Linked DNA regions of Homo sapiens: region 2 is linked to region 1. A link is an interaction called in ENCODE POLR2A ChIA-PET data of the cell type or tissue named here. Cell type or tissue: MCF 10A. All regions are shown on one strand. Links, peaks and the distances in the headings refer to the core of each region. The heading gives the core; the rest is flanking DNA. Region 1 has its middle 5.1 kb from the start of LINC00189. Region 2 overlaps LINC00189 (long intergenic non-protein coding RNA 189).

Evidence for each region. Peaks named below come from ENCODE experiments on the same cell type or tissue, not always from the same donor. Only the 100,000 strongest peaks of a DNase experiment are listed, where the experiment ranks them.
Region 2: POLR2A ChIA-PET joins it to region 1 with 11 read pairs; 4 of 35 experiments call an interaction of 5 or more read pairs at or near these places.

The regions. Positions count from the first base shown.
Region 1 is chr21:29,185,732-29,191,119 of GRCh38, forward strand. No RefSeq gene overlaps it. Among named protein-coding and RNA genes, the nearest start is that of LINC00189, 5.1 kb to the right of the region's middle. In MCF 10A, for the core only: no CTCF peak of the experiment used is centred there; a DNase peak (open chromatin) is centred at 2,420.
Region 2 is chr21:29,255,242-29,260,629 of GRCh38, forward strand. The region is part of intron 1 of LINC00189 (long intergenic non-protein coding RNA 189); the gene reads left to right. Among named protein-coding and RNA genes, the nearest start is that of BACH1, 41 kb to the right of the region's middle. In MCF 10A, for the core only: no CTCF peak of the experiment used is centred there; DNase peaks (open chromatin) are centred at 2,650 and 3,930.

The sequences.
Region 1 (5,388 bases), core at 155-5,154:
GCAGTGGGGTGGCTGGCTGTCCTGGAAGCTGGCACAAGATGCTTTCAGTTACATGCTTGAAATGGTTAATTTTATGTATCAAGTTGACTGGGCCACAGGATGCCCAGATATTTGGTCAACCAGTATTCTGCATATGTCTGTGAGAGTATTTTTGGATGCGGATAACGATTGAATCGGCAGACTGAAAAAAGCATATTTTCCATCCTAATGTGGGTGGGCCTCATCCAATCTACTAAAGACCTGAAGAGAACAAAAGGTTGACCCTCCTACAAGTAAGAGAGAACTCCTCCTGCCTGACTGCCTTGACCCTGAGACATGGGCTCTTTTTTGCCTTCAGTCTCAAACTAAAATATTGGTCTCTTCCTGGATCTTGAGCCTGCCAGCCTTTGGATTGGAACTACACCATGGCTCTTCTGGGCCTCCTGCTTGCTGGCTGCAGATTTTGGTACCTGTCAGCCTTCATAATCTCATGAGTCAATTCCTTATTGTATATTGATATCTATCTATCTATCTATCTATCTATCTATCTATCTATCTATCATTGATAACCTCTCTATCTATTGGTTCTGTTTCTCTGGACAATGCTGACTAATACAATCCTATTGTCTGGAACTTAGTATGCAAGAAAGAGAGTGAGTATATGGGGTGAAATGTATAGGAGTGGAGCTAAAAGACTTTGCTGCAGGAGAGGAGTTCAAGTCATTGAGGGCAGTTATGAGTCAGCAATAATGTTGGTGCAGTATTTTATTTCAGGAGTCAATTAAAAGTATTGTCATTTTAGCAGTTTATGTCTTCCATTTATCAAATTGAGTATAGTGCCTTCCTCTGTCCTACCAGATGAAAGTTTATGAAAGATACTAATCATTTCCAAATTCCTTCATTTTTACTATCTATCCAGATTATTTTAAATACAGTATCTCTATAAATAGCACTTTGTCCATTGATATATGTTTGTGTTTACATGATTGTGTGTGTGTGTGTGTGTGTGTGCACGTGCAAAACATGGAAATAGGATATTTGGTCTACCTTAATCCCTGGAATGGAAGTAATGGTGATTACTTTTGTATAGCAAGTAATAAACTCCCAAATGGTTGGCATTTCCTTTTTCTTATACTAGACAGAGTCAAAGGTGAAGGATGATAAAGAAAAGTTTTGACAATAGTGCCAAATTACCTTCCTCAGTTCCTAGATTGGGGATTTTCAATCTAGGGGCAGATGTCACTATAATATAAGAGGTCTAGTCCTTGATTTCAGAAGCAGCTATCCAAGCTCTTATAAGAACTGATGATAGGAACTTGTCTCTCTTCTCAAGTTCTGTACAACAACCACTTATCCATAGCTCTTGATGGTTACTGCTCAGCCATTTCTTGCCAGCTGTTCTTTCCATGTGCAGGGAGAGCATGGGAGTATGGAGCCTCAGTTTGGTTTGCTATTGTCAGGACATCAAACTAATCATTAGGTAGAAAGTTGAATAAACATTTACTTTTGACTTTTAAATGGTTACTTCAGAAAGTTTTACTTAGCGGCAAGACCAACTACATAATTTGCGGGGCCCAGTGCAGTGTGAAAATTTGGGGTCCATTTTTGCAAAAAATATTAAGAATCTCAAGATAGTGACAGAGCTTTAAGGCCAATTCAGGCTCCTCCTGCGTGCAGGACTCTGTGTAACTACACAGGTAGCACAGCTAGGATGCAGACGCTGCTCAATGTTATACATTTAGTACTTTGATGTCCCTGAATTCCTTACAAAACTCTTACTTCCTCCCCTCCCCACCCAAGTCCCCAGCTCTTCTGTTTTTTTCCAAAACTTTACTTGTGTACAACACTATGAAACATGACAGGGTCTGATGAGAAAGTATTAATTGGCTTTAACCTAGTTTTTTTTCATTTTTATTTCTGAATATCAGCACTCATAGCCCTTTTCCCTATTTTCTGACTTACCCTAATACAACTCCATATCGTACAAAGCTTCATAGTCCTGTATATGCATGTGGTGAACATTTGTGTGGCTATTTGCAGCTGATGGATTAGTATCCATAAGTTGAGAGGATTCTTCAAAGGTCCTGAGATTGAATATGAAAAAATGACCTGTAAGAATTAAGTCATCCACATGTAGCACAGATGGACGAATTACCAAGGGAGATGGCATATATCTGGATCACAAAAGACTTATAAGGCAAATTAAAGGCATGTATTCTCATCAAAGTAACCTCTGATTGCTTTATTTCCTGGAATACTCTATTATCGGTGTCAGGGTTCTCCAGAGAAACAAAATCAATAGGATGTATATAAATTTCCTGTATGGAATATGGTTTGGTTATGTAGGAAGTGCAGAAGGATGAGTGAGTGGAATTACATGTGAGGAATTGGCTCCCATGATTATGAAAGTGGGCAAGTTCAAAGATCTGGAGGTGAGTCAGCAAGCTTGGCTAGAGACCCAGTTGGCAGGCTCAAGACTGAGGAGGAGCTGATGTCCCAGTTTGAAGGTAGCCAGGCAGCAAGAATTCTCTCTTACTTAGGGGACAGTAGTCTTTTTGTTTTATTCAGGCCTTCAAATGATTGGATGAGGCCTGCGCACACTGGAAAGGCCAATCTGTTTTATTTGGTCTGCCTGTTTAAATGCCAGTCTCACTCAACAACACTCCCAAGAAACACCCACAATAATGTTTGACCGAATACCTGGAGACCCCATGGCCCAGTCAAGTTGACACATGAAATTAAGGTACCACAGATATCCTATTGTCACAAACTCTGTATAGCACTTAAAATTCCTGGTTTCATGCTTGGTACAGAAAGTTAGCTACTGTTCATCATTTGTTTAATTCTACACGTGGCCATAACTTAAGATTAATTATAACAAAGTTTAATTAGAACGAAAGATGTAATTAGATGTAAATTCTTGCATCAAGTGGTTGCTTTGTGCTAGGCACAGGTTAGGACTGCAAAGATGACTACAAATGGCTGATTACTACAAAGGACATTGTAGTAATTTTATTTTTATTTTTATTATTTTTTTTGAAATGGAGTTTTGCTCTTGTTGCCCCGGCCGGAGTGCAATGGCGTTATCTTGGCTCACTGCAACCTCCGCCTCCCGGTTCAAGTGAGTCTCCTGCCTCAGCTTCCCTAGTAGCTGGGATTACAGGCACTCGCCACCATGCCCAGCTATTATTTTGTATTTTTAGTAGAGACAGGGTTTCACCATATTGGTCAGGCTGGTCTTGAACTCCTGACCTCAGGCGATCCACCCACCTTGGCCCACCAAAGTGTTGGGATTACAGGCGTGAGCCACCGCACCTGGCAGGACATTGATTTAGAAACAGCTTTATTAAGTGGATTTTACCTGAGAGTTTCTTCCTATACTTTTAGTCCTTGTCAGAGATGTGATGTATTTTCTCTTGTGACTGCACTTTTAAAGTTGGAATCCTATGAATGCCGTCAGCACTACTATGTGGAATATGGTTTGGTTATGTAGGAAATGCAGAAGACTGAGTGAGTGGAATTACTCAAAAGTGGATCAGAAAGCAGTTATGGTCATAGACATCAGCCTCAGTGGGGCAACAGGAGTTGGAAGGAGTAAACTGAGGGAAAAAATCAGTAGAATACTGGATGGAGCAGACAGAGTGAGACTGAATGGGAGAAGGGTGAGGTGGGCTGAGACAGCTGGTCACATTCAGCTCTAAATTCTTGAAGAAGTAGTTTAGACTACACCAAGGATGGGGGATAAAACCCAGCCTAGAGCTCAGAGAAGGTGGATGTGGCACGGGAAATAAGAATTGTCATTGTTGAATTCCTTGAGAAAAAAATGTGAAGAAGAGGCTTGAGGCCTCAAAGACATTGCATGCATGAGTCAGAACAAGCTTGAACTACAAGGAAGATTTGATTAATGAATCAAATATTAATGCCACATTTTCTCTTATTTCAAGTGTTTTTTTTTCCAACTATTATCTCTGTGTAGAATGTCTTCGCTCTCTGCCATCACCTTATTATTAATAACTCCTATTAACTCTTAGGTCTCAGCCTTGCTGTTACTTCCTCCCCAGAAGTCTCCTTTAACCCCTAAAGACTGGGCTTGGTGCTTTTCTCCTGTGTTCTCAAGTCACCCTACTCTAGAACTATGTCACTGATTTAAATTGCTTTCTGGTAGGGCGCGGTGGCTCACACCTGTATTCCCAGCACTTTGGGAGGCCGAGGCAGGCAGATCACGAGGTCAGGATTTCGAGACCGGCCTGACCAACAGGGTGAAACCTCGTCTCTACTAAAAATACAAAAATTAGCTGGGCATGGTGGTGGGGGCCTGTAGTTCCAGCTACTTGGGAGGCTGAGTCAGGAGAATCACTTGAACTCAGGAGGCGGAGGTTGCATCCAGCCGAGATCGCGCCACTGCACTCCAGCCTGGGCAACAGAACGAGGCTCCATCTCAAAATAAATAAATAAATAATAAAATAAAAAAGAAATCGCTTTCTGACATGTCTATTTTCCTGAATGAGCTGGGAGCTCCTCAATGACAATAGCTATTTCTTGTTTAAAGTCGTATCCCCAGAAACTATAAGCTTAGTAGATATTTGCTATGTGAAAGAAGGAATGAAAGAATGAATGAGGACTTGATTCCTGTACTCCCAACAACATTTAAGACACTGTGCTGAGTATTCAGTAAGGAGGCATCAGGAAGGGTGAGGTAGAGGTGGTAGTGAAACCAAAAAATTGAACACTGTTCCTGGCTTCAGAGAACATGTAGTCTATTAACAATTGTGAATAATGGTGTAATACAAGACACATGACATAATACAGTACTACAACACAAGACAAGAGAATAGGATTGCCATATTTAGCAAATAAAAATACAGGATGCCCAGTTAAATTTGAATTTCAGGTAAGCAACAAATAGTATGTATATATCTCATGGACTATTTGGGAGATACTAATACTAAAAATTATTCATTGCTTATTAAAATTCAAATTTGATTGGATAGCCTATATTTTAGCAACCCTCAGTGAGAAGAACTGGAGCTGTAAGAGATTGCTTTTGTTTTTGTTTTTTCATTTTTTCAGGGATGGAATGGAGGTCTTGGAGAAAGGTAAATGATTTGGGAAATGTTTTCCGGAAAAGATAGGAACAGAGTTGAGTTGCAAAGATCACAAGACAAAATGTGAGGGGGTGCAGTTCTGGTAGAAGAAACCTCAGATGAAAAGGTGATACTGTGGCAGGATCAGAGACTGGCTGACATCTGGTTTGGCCAGAGTGTGAAAGGGTGGTGAGAAACCCAACTACAGGGTTGGGCAGGGCCTGGTGACTCCATATGTTCCAAAGCCTCAGTCTCCTGGGCACCCTGCCCCCTTCGCCTTGGCCACGTTTTGTGAACAAGCAGAACTAGATCTTGCTGCCTGGGC
Region 2 (5,388 bases), core at 117-5,116, 69 kb after region 1:
AACCACTGGTCTGCTTTCTGTTTCTATAACTTTGCCTGTTCTAGAGATTTCATATAAAATGAAATCATATAATATACAGTCATTTGTGACTGGGCGCAGTGGCTCACGTCTGTAATCCCAGCACTTTGGGAGGCTGAGGCGGGTGGATCACGAGGTCAGGAGTTCAGCCTGGCCAACATGGTGAAACCCCATCTCTACTAAAAATACAAAAATTAACTGTGCGTAGTGGCACACGTGTGTAATCTCAGCTATTCGGGAGGCTGAGGCAGGAGAATCGCTTGAACCTGGGAGGCAGAAGTTGCAGTGAGCCGAGATCATGCCACTGCACTCCAGCCTAGGCGACAGAGCAAGACTGTGTCTCAAAAACAACAACACAAAAAAAATATATAGTCATTTGTGTCTAGCTTCTTTTACTTAGCGTAATATTGAGGGTCAGCCATGATTTTTCATGAATTAGTAGTCCATCCTTTTTATTGCTGAGTAGTATTCCATTGTATGAATGTACCAAATTGTTTACTTATTTACCATTTGGAGGAGATTTAGGTTGTTTCCAATTTCGGACTATTCTGAGTAATTCTGCTATGAACATTCATATTCATTTCTCTTGAGTAAATACTTAGAGTGAAATTGTTGGTCCTACTGTAAGTATATGTTTAACTTTTTAAAAAACTGCAAAATTGTTTTCCAAAGTGACTGAACCATTTTACATTCTGACTGGCAAGTGTGAATTTCCATTTTCCTTACATTCTCCAGAGGTCGTTTAAGCTAAGTGTGCTGTATCCAATGAGCAATGATTCCTCCTCCTTCTCCTCTCCCCAACTCTTGTCCTCAACCTACTGTTTGCATATACTGCATGGCATGTAGTTAAAATTGCCTACTTTATCCTGCACTGGGGCTTGGTGTTTAGGGGGAGTTCACATTCACTTGCCTACGGGTTGTAGATTTTCCCACACACTTGGCTGAAATTGGTTTGGCCTATTAGCTCTTTGATTCAGTGTTTTTTTCAGGTTCCTCCTTTTTTTGTACTACACCGTTTTCTGCTACCACAATACTTCAAAATCTGACTATGTCATCTGTAATGTTTACTTTTCTGAAGGAAAGGTTCGCCACTCACTTCCTAGATAATATGCAATGATAAAAACTTGGCACAATTTATGACACTGGAACTGGCTACCGTTTTCTACTATGTGTCAATTCCTCTAACTCCAAGAACTGTTGTCCTCCTTTAAATGTATATCTTATGCTGTCCTAAGTTGGCTATGATGTTTGTAATCTGCTAGTACTTGAAGTAGCCATTGGGGCTTATGTAAGAAAGTGGCCTACTACTCACCTGTGGCAGATGGAAAAGAGGGGTACTGCTGCCAAAAAGCCCATCTGCTCCCATTGTCTGTGGACTATTTTCAAAGCAAGAGCTCATATGATTCACAGTCATCATCGCTCTAGGAAAATAAAAAGTTCAGCACATTGGAGCTACCAGCTGTAGGGGAGGGCATCCAATCACTTAGCTTCCCTATCCATTCTAGTGACAAAGGACGCTTTGAAATTATATTTAACAAGATATATTATTTCAGGAAGTAACTATTGCTCTCTAAGCAGCATTTGCCTTAGCAGCCTTGAGCCATATGCTAACATATGAGTGTTGCATAAGTTCATTTTGTGATCTTCGGTGAGTTAGATACTTTCCTAAATCTCCTTGTTAAAAATCTGTGAAATGGGGCTAATTATGCTAACACATCATGGCATGTTTGTAGGATTAGGTACTGACAAGATTTGTAAAGAGATTAGCCAATAAAAATCCTTACCATATATATATGCCTTCTATTTAGAAAAGATACCAAGTTCAAAATATTTTTACTTATTACATGTACAAAAGAAATTAGAATCTTAAGCAAAGAGGCAAGGATGTGACCAACAGGTCACTTTTGAATGATAAAATTTTTGGTTTTGGCTTTCACATAAGTGCACAGACTCTGGCTTCTTCTTGCATATGGTAAATTGTTGTAAATGGTTTATTGAGAATTCTCAACATGATATGGCATAAACAGAAAACTTCTGTTTCAATGACTTCTTTCTCCCCAACTGCACTATAATTACCATCTCCTTTCTTGCTGGGTATATTCACTCTTACCAACATCTTGGTCAGATTTTCTAACTTTTCGCTCTAGGTATTAGCTTGGACCTACTTAGGTACTTGCAAATTATCTGAGACTCTTTTACCATTGATAGGTAGTTTAGGTTTTCTCTCCTTGAGTCTGGGTGAATTTGGGGCTGCTTTAATCATCAGAGAACCACAGAAGTGATACTGTGTGACTTCTAAGGTTAGATCACAATATACTTGGTGACATTTGTTATATATTATATAATATATATATAAACTTCCATATATATATATACATATATATATATATCTCCTATTAGTTCTGTCCCTCTAGAGAACCCTGACTAATACAGCTACCACGAAAATCATCTGTGGTTTTTAAAAACCCAGTGATTTAACTTATGTGCATAATTAATGAATACCTATAATGTCCTGGGTGCTATGGTAGGCCTTTTACCTTTATTATTTAATCTTCATAACATTTATATAAAGCAACTTCTATTACCTGTCTCTTTCAGAGCAGGACACTGATAGTCTGGGAGGTTGCGTAACTTGCCTGAGTGGTGAAGTCAGGACTGCAGGATTTCTGTCTGACCTCGGAACCCATTGTCATTTCTCTATACCACCTGCCTCTTTGTTCAAGAATGTTAACATGTAATTCTCAAATCAAGTTTTTAAAAATACCTTGTTACTTAAATTGTAAAGTGGACAAAAGTCAGAGTTGCTGGAATTTTCCAAGGAAGTGACCTTCATGTTTCCTATTTTGCCACTTTTCTTGGGGTAAATTTATTTTAAACTCCTCTTTAATCCTCACAACGTCCTTATGAAGTATGAAGGAGGAAAATATCATTCTTTTTTCCAAGGACATTAGACTAAAGAACTTTAGAATGTGGCATAGTAGAAAAAGTATAGACTTTGGAGTCAGACAGAAGCTCTAATCCTGACAGATGCTAAAAATCTAAGTACTTTCAGGAAACTTTCTAAATAGTGCTCTTTGGCCAGGTGCGGTGTCTTACGCCTGTAATCCCAACACTTTGGGAGGCCAAGGCAGGCAGATCACTTGAGGTCAGGAGTTCAAGATCAGCCTGGCCAACATGGTGAAACCCCTTCTCTACTAAAAATACAAAAATTGGCCGGGCATGGTGGCATGCGCCTGTAGTCCCAGTTACCTGGGAGGCTGAGGCAGGAGATTCTCTTGAACTCGGGGGCGAAGGTTGCAGTGAGCTGAGAGTGTGCCATTGCACTCCAGCCTGGGCAACAGAGTGAGACTCCACCTCCCCCCGCCAACAAAATAGTGCCTTTACCTGTAAAATGAAAATAATACCACCTCCTTTATAGGATATGAGACTTAATACAATATGATCAAACATGATAAGCGTCTGTCTTGGAGCCTAGTTCACAAGAGAAATCCATTAAATGTTAGTCCTTCTTTGCCTATTGCAGCCACAATTATTTTACTAACCCTGAGACATTCAAGTGAGGCTGAGTATGAATCACACAGGAAAAATGCTAAGAGCTAGTCCTGTTTTGAGGTAATTTGATCAGTTATACATAAAGTGATGCTGTGCAATGGTACTCACAAACATGGGACACCCCAAATCAATATGTTTAGTGAATATTTAAAATACAATTCCAAAAGTTTAGGAGAGAAGGGGCAAGAAGATACATAGATGATAGAGAATGGGAGAAACCTAGGACTTGTTATCGATTGCAGGAATTGTGATTTCTTTCTGTTGGAATGAGCCAAGGGAAGGGGAAGAAAATTCATGGAACAGGAGATTGGAATTTGGGTGCAGCCTCCTGGCACGTGCTCATCCTGTTCTTCCAATTTCTGGAGGCTGTGCCTACGTGCCTTTTGCCTGTTGCATACCTCGCATCAGTCAGCTCTCTTTGTTTTATTATAGAAAATTGTGCAATCCTTTCTGGTTTGTTTTTGTTAGGATTTCCTTCCCTTTATCTCTAGCAGGAAAATATTATCCCTTGAAATTTCCTCTGGGACATGATTATTTACAGTAAACTACAATTTAGTGAATTCTTGAGGATTTCTTCTTGATGTATCCTCTTTTTTATTTTTCATTCTTAAATGCCTTTTGTTTTTGGCTGCTTCTCTCTTGAGTGTTTTGTATATATTTTGAAAAATACCTACCGGCAGCTTGTATATCTTTTTTCCAAAACCTCTCCAAAGTATTTAAGAAGATATCTTCCATATATATCTTTTGTATATACAAATATATATATTATTTACATATAATATATATTTCATCAGACATATAGTATTTGTGCATCATTATTTTTGTGCATCACAGCTTTATATCTTATATATTTAAGATAATAATCTGCATCATCTGGCTAGCTTCACTGCTCAGGGGATGGTCAGCTCAGTCCAGATCAGTGTAATCTCTTGCTCCAGTTACCAGATCAGCCTCCTGTCTAGTCTTCCTGGTCCTGGATTTGCTCACCTTCCCATCTTCCACACACTGAAGGCAGACAAGTCGTCTTCTGAAGAGAAAACCTGATCATATCTGCTTAGTATCTTTCAATAGGGTCATCAGACTCAGGGAAGCATGATCTGGCCCCTACCTGTCTCTCCAGCCCATCTCATGAGCTCCCACCCCATTCTATGCCTGGCCATAATGCTGACTTAAGAGTTACCTGAAGAATGTTTTCCTCTTTCTCCCCTCCTACCCTCTGCACTTGTTACTCTCTCTGCCTTGGGAAGCTCATCTTCACCCTGTAGCTACTTTTGGCCTGTTTAATTCCCACTCATTGTTTAGGACCTTTGTTTTGTGCTGCTCTAACAGAATACCATAGATGGGATAATGTTTAAATGAACAGAAATTTATTTCTTACATATCTGGAGGCTGGGAAGTCCAAGATCAAGTGCTTGCATCTGATTGAAGGTCTTCTTGCTGTGTCTTCACAATAGTGAGGCCCAGGGAGAGAGAGAGAGAGAGAGAGAGACCTGAACTCACCATTCTATAATGATCACACTCCAGCAATATGACACTCATTAATCCATTCATTAGGGTAGAGCTCTCATGCCTAATCACCTTTTAATGGTCCCCCTCTTAATACTGCTAAAATGGCAATTACATTTCAACATGAGTTTTGGAGGGGGTAAATATTCCAACCATAGCAAGACCCAACTTAAGCATGACTTCTTTCTGGAAGCCTTCTCTAATGTCCCTAGACTGATTTTGTGCTGTTTTATTACTCCTATTTTCTATGCCTATCATGATACCATACTCTTTTCAAATTATTTGACTGCCACATTAGGGCAGGGCCCTGGC